2 separate regions of the Homo sapiens genome follow, and region 1 is linked to region 2. Evidence: read pairs that join two places in POLR2A ChIA-PET (ENCODE). Cell type or tissue: GM12878. All regions are shown on one strand. Links, peaks and the distances in the headings refer to the core of each region. The heading gives the core; the rest is flanking DNA.

What was found. ChIA-PET counts read pairs that join two places held together with the same protein. Peaks named below come from ENCODE experiments on the same cell type or tissue, not always from the same donor. Only the 100,000 strongest peaks of a DNase experiment are listed, where the experiment ranks them.
Region 1: POLR2A ChIA-PET joins it to region 2 with 5 read pairs; 15 of 35 experiments call an interaction of 5 or more read pairs at or near these places.

The regions. Positions count from the first base shown.
Region 1 is chr5:140,179,505-140,183,906 of GRCh38, reverse strand. The region is part of intron 1 of CYSTM1 (cysteine rich transmembrane module containing 1); the gene reads right to left. Among named protein-coding and RNA genes, the nearest start is that of CYSTM1, 6.5 kb to the right of the region's middle. In GM12878, for the core only: no CTCF peak of the experiment used is centred there; a DNase peak (open chromatin) is centred at 2,766; H3K4me3 peaks cover 687 bases; H3K27ac peaks cover 1,484 bases.
Region 2 is chr5:140,117,286-140,121,627 of GRCh38, reverse strand. It overlaps PURA (purine rich element binding protein A), which reads right to left. Exons shown (of 1, transcript NM_005859.5): 1 at 1-4,342. Among named protein-coding and RNA genes, the nearest start is that of PURA, 5.3 kb to the right of the region's middle. In GM12878, for the core only: no CTCF peak of the experiment used is centred there; no DNase peak of the experiment used is centred there.

The DNA of each region.
Region 1 (4,402 bases), core at 323-4,322, 62 kb before region 2:
CAGTTGCTACCTGGGAAAACCTAGCTTCAGGGCAGGATCCACAGCTGCAAATAGTCCTGTGGGTTCCAGGCTAACCTCACCCAAGGGCTCCTTCTCCAGCCTTCATTCATCATGTATGGTCCTCTGCAAAAGCTAGAGGACTGCCTGGATGCAGTATTCCCCTCTGCATTCAGCTTATGGAAGGGTCCCCACAGGTAAGCCTCAGCCCCTTGTCTAATGGATCCTGGCATTGTCAGCAAACCCTGATTATAATACCTTCCCCATACTGCTGGGACCCCCATATCGGGGAGGAGCACATCCAGCCTCACCCAACCACTCAGTTCAGGGACTCTGGTCAGTACCCCACCAACACTGCTATCTGAAAGCCAGTAGAGAAATGAAGGTTGGCTTCTCCTCAGAAAAATAGGGTAGGGATCTCTGAATTACATCTAGTCACTGGGACATATAGGACAGCATTATAATTGGAACTTCAAATAGTCAACCCTCAAAGTGAGAATGGAGAGAAAATGGGGCCCAGCAAGAGAGAGGCTCAAAAGAGAGGGCAGTATTGAACAGAAGGGAAAGGAAAAGGGAAGAAAGCTGTGAACACAGAAAGTGAGTTGGGGAATTGAAAGGAGCGGTTAGGGCATGGAGAGAGAGAAAAGGGAAGAACTCTGCCCCCTGCCAAGTTGAGAGGACACACTAGAAAGGGACAGGTCCATCCCTCCCAACAAGCCTGATAAGGCCACTTCCCAGGCCAGGTCCCCTGCCAGCCCAGCCCCTGAAAGACAGGCTCTGCCTGCCTCCTCCCAGAGCATTAGATTAGGCTTTGTGGGAAAGTTGAAATCTTGATGATTTAGAAAGAGGCCCCTACAGCTTAACGTGCTGGCAATTTAACTAAGCGCTCCTGGTTCCTGATGAATACCAAGCCAGCCTGGCTTTGCTCCATCATGAAAGCACGCTCTCCTGACCCTCTGAGGGAGCAGCAGCTCAGTCAGCACTGCGGGGTGGCTCTTAATGGACAACAGTGAATTTCACATCAAACCAGGAAGTACCACTCATGCCTATCATGTGCTGCACCCTAAGAGACCATACAACCCAGGGCAGCTCACCCTCCCCCTTTCTTCTGTTTTCATAGGATTCTTAAAGGAATAGGCTTTACGGACAATGAAGATTGGGGGAAAAAAATTCTAGATGATAACTTCAGTTTCTATCATTAGCAACATCCACAAACAGTTCTCTATATGTGAAAGGAACTCAAAGTAGTTTGGGTTATTGATGAGTTAAAAAAAAAAAAAGCATCCCTCCTGCCCCCCAAGAAAGATCTGAGTTTCCCAGGAGAATCTGAGTTTTCTAAGAGCACGCTGGCACAGAAAGAACAATGTAACACAGCATCAATGAAGCCACACCCCTGGCAGAGGGCCTAGAATTTAATATAGTATACAGCCTCACCACCACTCAGGCCTCTTTTTGGCAAACTTCAGATCAAAACAGAAGTGGTTTCACATTGCATTTACCTCTTGTTACCTCCTAGATTCTTCATTCTGTGGCCTTCCTAGTATCATAGAACCACACAAGTTTTAGGAAAAGATAGGATTGAAGGGGCCCTCTCTGAAGGCCTGCCTACTCCAAACCATCCTACCACCCATCTACTGCTGCCTGAAAAACTCACTATTAGTGAGTCATATCTTTGGGTAAAGGCTGTATTGCCCCAGGTGGGATATGTGGAACTTGGGGAACATGGACAAACAACTTCAATAATTTATACCTTCTATTTGTGACAGGTGATGTAGTAGTTATCAGTTTAAGGCAATGATATCGTTTCCCTTTTAAACAAATTTTAGGGTTTTAAAAAATGGGTCAACTTTAAGAAGAATGTTAAACAACAGTACAGATGACATAAAGATAAGACAAAAATCATGCAGGGGAACACAAATGAAGTGTGAAAAACACTAGGGTTTACTTTCAAGACCCTCCCTTTAAATACAACTACCCGGCCGAAGGTGGTGTCACACGCCTGTGATCCCAGCACTTTGGGAAGCTGAGGCAGGAGGATCCCTTGAGGCTAGGACTTTAAGAATGGCCTAGTCAACATAGCAAGACCTAGTCAACATAGCAAAAAATACAGACGGGGGTCCTGCTATCTTGCAGTGGCAGTGGCCCCCGTGGCTCTTGCAGGTGCAGTGGCTCATGCAGCAGGATTGCCTGAGCTCAGGAGTTTGAGACCAGCCTGGGCAACATAGTGAGACCCCCATCTCTATGAAATATAAATAAAAAATTAACCAGGCACAGTGATATGTGCCTGTAGTCCTAGCTACTCAGGAGACTGAGGTGGGAAGATCTTTTGAGCCCAGGAGTTTGAGCCTGCACTGAGCTATGATCATGCCATGCACTCCAGTCTGGCAGATTGTCCCTAAAGCAAAATAATAATCAGTAAGTAAATACAATTATCCCTCATTAGTTTCTCACACAGCCACCACCAGACATTAAAGGCCACCAAAAATTAGTTCAACAAAGTTAGCAGAGCCAGAAGGGTGCAGAAACTGCGATCAAAGATTAGATTGGCTTTAGAGAGGGTGGTGTTGGGGAGGAAAGGCTGTTAGTGGGGAAGAGGCAGAAGGGCAAAGTCTGGAGTGTCCAGGAAGCTAGTGGCAGCAGGAAAGCACTAAGTATTCGACTTAACAATAAGGGCTCACAGAATAGCCACATTCTTACAAATGTCCCCCTCTTCACACACTTTCTCCCCAACTGACTCTGCCTAAGATTCTGAAACTGAAAGCTGACCAGTAAAGTACTGCGTGCAGCATTAAACGTTTAACGTGGCAGAAGTCTAGCACCATTTCCCAGGTCTTCCTCTCCCCAAATGTCTTTGTAGTTCAACTGTTTCCCATCCCTACTTTTCTCTGAATAAGAAGCATGCCTAGATAGTTTTCAGTTACGATGTTTTCTGAGCCAATGCTCTTGAGACTGGCTAATGATTCTTTAGTACAAATAATCAGGAAACTAGTGATAGGAACCTCTGAATAAGGCATTTACTCTTCAGTGAGTAAATTCAGGTAGATCAAACCCTCCTCCCACCATGACCATCAATATTCTCCCTTAAACCATTTAATGAAAAGAGTTTAGAAAAATATAAATCATCTGTTGTTTTGGCAAAGTCATACCACAAGCTTGCTGCCCACAGAGACTGGATTCAAACCATTTGTCTCCTTTGCTTTAGATGTGAGGACCTACCCAGTTTCCAAGATCTGACTTGGAGGCCTAAATCAATAATAATATTCCACATACATCTCCTAAAAGCTATAAAGGAATCATTCCAAGCTCACTTCCTTTTGAAGACTCCTTTGTGTAGTGCCCAAAATGGTGTGAACATTTTTGGTTGTAAAGTGGGAGGGTCAGTTTATGTTCAATTCCCTTGCTTTATACTACTGCTGTTTAATTGCTGACTCCCATTTTATAGCCAAGCCAATTAGTAGCCTTGGCCAAGCGTGAGGAGCTTGGAAGCCTGAAACATGGCACTCAGCTAAGCCTACAGATAACAGAAAGCCTTTTCTGTCAGAATTTCCCTCATGAGAGAGAGCTTGACCTGGCCAACAAATGTCAGAAGTCTAAAAGATGGATGTTGTAGTTCAGTACGTAGTGTCCCTGGGCACATCAGCAAGCACTCGAATCCTACTAGATTGAGTGACAGGACTGGTGGCCTGACACAGGTGAGGGAAATTTTAAAAGATGACTATTTCACTCCTCATCCAATTTACTGAACAATCTTACTCCCTTTTGTCTCTGACCAGCTTAATAACTTACTCCTTTGAGGGCTGTGACACTTTCTGATAATACTCTTGCTGTTAAAAAAGATGCTGGGTCATAGGCTGCCAGTTCCACAGCCTTCTGTTACTGGTTTACTCCAGGCACTCCAAAAAAAGCCAAGACCAGGTTAACAGAGAATAAAAGAAAAAAGAGAGTGAGGCTGGGCGCGGTGACTCACGTCTGTAATCCCAGCACTTTGGGAGGCTGAGGCGGGTGGATCACCTGAGGTCAGGAGTTCGAGACCAGCCTGGCCAACGTGGTGAAACCCCGTCTCTACTAAAAAATACAAAAAATTAGCCAGGCATGGTAGTGCATGCCTGTAGTCCCAGCTACTCGGGAGGCTGAGGCAGGAGAATCGTTTGAACCTGGGAGGCAGAGGTTGCAGTGAGCTGAGATCGTGCCATTGCACTCCGGCCTGGGAGACAGAGCAAGACTCTGTCTCAAAAGAAAAGAAAAGAAAGAAAAAAAAGAGAGTGAACAATCTGAGCTTTACTATTTATATATGAAATATAAACAGGAATTTAGTTAGCCTCAGGCTTCCAAATTTTTATTTTTATTTTTCAGACAGAGTCTTCCTCTGTCTCCCAGGCTGGAGTGCAGTGGCACAATCTTGGCT
Region 2 (4,342 bases), core at 343-4,342:
CAGAAATTTCTTTACTTCTCTCTGAAGAAGTAAGCTTGAGTGCCACTGGTAGGCCTACAGCAAGAGTAAAAGTGGAGAGAGAAACAAAGAAAAAGGATAGGAGAGAGAAGATGCCAGATGTACATGGTAAGGAGGTAGGTCAAGTACCACCACCAACTACCTGCATTTAAAATTGCCAATCCACTCCAGCTGAATGGGAGTTTGACCCAAACTCAACATGTGTCTGATAAGTCATTAGCTGATGGCTATCATTGTTTGAGCTAGTCAAGATGAATAGGTAATTCACCTGTCCCATAACTTTAACTGCCACTTCACGATAAGGACATATTTTCTTAAATCCTCCTAGGATCCTTCTGTGTTAATAATCTACCTTAGACCAAAACACACACTAACAAGAGTATTTCCATGTTTTTCACAATTCTAAAATAGAAGGACTTGGTCCTTGAACTTGGAGGCCTCTTGAATTATTAAAGTGGAACCAAAATCAAGAAAATTAAACTCTTTAGCTTAAACATTTTTCCATCTAATGCTACAAAATAAGCTAATTGCTAATAATTATCAAAACAATGTGTGTATTTATGAAAACATGAAAATCCTGTGATTCCAAAATGAGTGAAATACTTCTGATGTGTAAGAAGCAACTATATTTTACATAGAGGATCACCACCATGTTTCTGCCTATCAACAGGACAATCTTCCACAAAAGCAAAGGACATCAGGAAGGAAAAACACAAAACAAAACAAATACCAAACGTGGGGACAAAATAAAAATGAATGAGTAGTTATGACATTCTTGTTAAGAAAAATGTTAACAAGTGACCTTTGCCACACTCAGCTTTCCTAAAGACATAAATTGCCTGGACCATTCAACATCAAAACTTGGTAGTTAGCTTAGCAGATTCATTGGCTTGAAACCAATCATTATTTCTTATTTCATCTGGTTGTTCTTTTATCATGAAATTCTACCTGACTCATGCTAATTCTGGCTTATTTTCACTTAGCCTGTAATGAAATTTCTGTTCAAAAAGGACGTGTCAAATGGCCTATACCTTAAATTTAGGTTTTCAGGATCAAATAACTTCTTAAATATTAATATTAAAATCAGCTTTTCTTAATATATCACAAAATCTGCAAAGAAGATTCTATAATAATTCGTGAATAGCAGTGATCACTTTAGTTTTATAGCATACTTATGAATGGCCAAAATTTGGTTAATATGCAATGAAGAAAACAGAAATATTGTGATTTAAAAATTGATACACTTTAACAAATCTACACAAATAACTTTGGTGAATTTATCTATGTAAGCAATTCCAATAAATTATCTCTCCTACTTATTCCACTCTCAAGGAGATGTGTGTATCTATATACATATACACACACACAATGTATATATACATATATATGTGTATGTGTGTGTATACATCTCTCTCCAAATTATGAAGATATTCAAATTTAGGGATAATAAACTATAAATGTTATACTCAGAGTCATCACCAACTATTCCAAACCTAAGTTGCTACAGATGCCCTTGTTTTAGCATCCTTTTACATAGATAGCAAGGTCTCATTCTGATACTCAAAAGATTTTAAAAAGGGAAAAAAGTCATTAGACTTGGTATCTCACTTTTTATGGTGAAGAAAATCTTAAAATTATGTTCACATGTAAAATAAAATGAATTGTGGAGCTATGAAAGCTACTAGACCATCAATTTCAGATAGCCCCATTCTAAAATTATCTGGAAATGTGTGTGTATATATAACCTGAAAAAATGAGTGGGAATATTGTAGACAAGAAGGTGAACCATGTGTGGAAGATAAAAATAATCATGCCCATATGGTGGGGTCACCAGGTCTAGCAGATAACCCAAAATGTCATAAAAGAAAAATGTGTTTAGAAAGTTTGAACAGGGCCAAAACACAAAATGTTAAAAGCACACAAACAAAAATGAATGAGATAATCCCCCCAAACGTCAAGTTACATAAGAAAATAGGAAGAAAAAAGTTGACATAGTATCTTTTAAAATATATCAAATCTTAACTGACTTAAAAAATGATATAAAGTGCTTGGGCCATGATACCCACCCAGATTCTCATTATCAACGGATTTATCTTTTCCCCCTCCCTTCCACCCAAATTTAATTCAGTTTTCCTTAAGAAAAAGTACAGCATCCCTATATTAATAAGAAATGAAAACAGTGAGTACAACTGATATAGATCCATTGACTTTTATTACAAATGTACTTGATCACTTGGCTTCAAAAAGTTTAAAATCAATACCCTATTTTCTGTATGCCAGTACAAAGCAAACTGTTTTACAAATTAAATACCTAAAAATTTGACAAAAATATTAAAATTTGATGAAAAACAATTATAAAAATCCTTAATCTCTCTCTTCAAAAAAGGAGGCAGTCTTCCCACTCCTATTATACAATATTAATAATATTCACCATTTTTAGAATAGGTAGCTAAATTATATCTTTCTGTTAGCATACAAAACTTAGACTAATATATTTGTATATGCTCCAGTTAAGTTTGTGAATGCCATCTGATTGCAATATAATCAACTATCTTTAATTGAATCCTAATTTACACTTATTTAATAATTTGCATAGTTTGAAAGGGATAAAGGTTATTCTACAACTAATTATCATAGGCTATTACAGTGCTACTTTTCAAGGCAATAAGTATTTGCTCCCAAATGAAGTATATGTCTTCTTTAGGCAGGGGTTAAAATTACTAGCAGCTTTCTCTATTACCTGAAAAATCAAATTGGAAGTTATCCATCTCTCTAGATGTGAAGGCCTGAAAAAACATAATATACTTTCCGCTTGGAATCAAATTTCAACCCCTGCATGGGACAACTAGAAAGTGAGACTTTCAAGGTTTTTTATTTCCCTGTTGGTTTTGGTTTCTACTCTCCATGGCTTTTTGAGAAGCTGGAAAACAGTTTGTCTTTTCTGACTAGCATTGTCTTTTTTTCCATTTGGCAAATATTCATCTACCTCCAATCTGTATCTAGTAGAGGAAAAGCCGACATGGCTTTTCTTATGAACTTCCTTTGTTGTCAAAGGCATGTATAATGATTTCTACAGTTCTGGTTAGTTAACTTTAGCTCCCTCTGTGGCTGGATGACTGCTGCTTCTAACATCAGCATGATAAATAGGAGGCACAAATAAAAAGTAGCTTAAAAAAAATTTGGTGATTTAAAAGAAAAAAACAACTCCAAACACACACACATACATAAGCATTTCAAATCTGGTGGCTGATCTCTGGATTAAATTACTTGACAGTGTCTCTCATTTTAAAGAACGTCAATATTGCAATGCAGTTCAAGTTTTCTTTTATACTTAGGCAAATAATACAGTTTAACCAAGCTCTTGGACCTTAATTGTAAGACAAAGCAGATCAATAAAAATAAGGCATACTTCTCAGGAATTAAGTTTTGTTTGCTTGTTTTTGGCACATTTGATCATACTGTCTTCTATGAATAACACATATGGTCAAATATACCATTTCCTTATTTGTTTCAGCATAAACAGGGTTTACCAACTAGTAAAATAAAAACAAGGAAAAATTCCAACATAAAACACTGATATATAGAAACTAGGTAAAGTACCGAGCACCTGGGAGGGAAGGGTAGGGAAAGGATGCAACAGAAGAGGGAAGACAAGGTTTGGGAGGGTGCTTGGGGAGGTAAAGTGAGATGCTTAAAAAAAGAGCATCTTTACAGTCACTTAGTCTTTTCTATGATCACTTTTTAAGTCTTAAAAGATCTGCATGTGGATTTCTTTTTAAACCCACTGACCATAAATCAGACACTGGTTTCAAAATCGTAGTTAGATTGTATTAAACTGTTTTAGTGTAAAGACAATTAATTGCACAATACATGTGCTTCTTGAGCCGGTGGGATTCCAAGCAGAATCTGAAGTCTATAGATAAGAAAGGCTTCACTTTAGGTAACTCTGGCCCTAAAGAAAACCTCATGAAAGAACTCGCATCTCAAAGAAAGGACACTTTGCCTAAGTTTGCTGTGTTTTTGTTGACTTGCACTACTTATTGCTGGCTACTATGAAACAGTGATCTAGGAGTACTCCAACAACCTGTAGTACAAGGCTTAACTTTAAGAAGCTATAGTAAACAAGAGACAAAATCAAAGCAATTCTCTTTCCTAATTAGTAACAGCACAGAGAATGCAGTCTTTTCCATATCACAGTTAAAGTACAGTGAACAAAACAGCTCAACAAACCTTAAGACAAAAAAGTGCAGGTTATTAATGTTTACATGCAGTTGATAAGCATTCCAAATGTCACATTATGCACTGTAAAAGCTCAACTTTACTA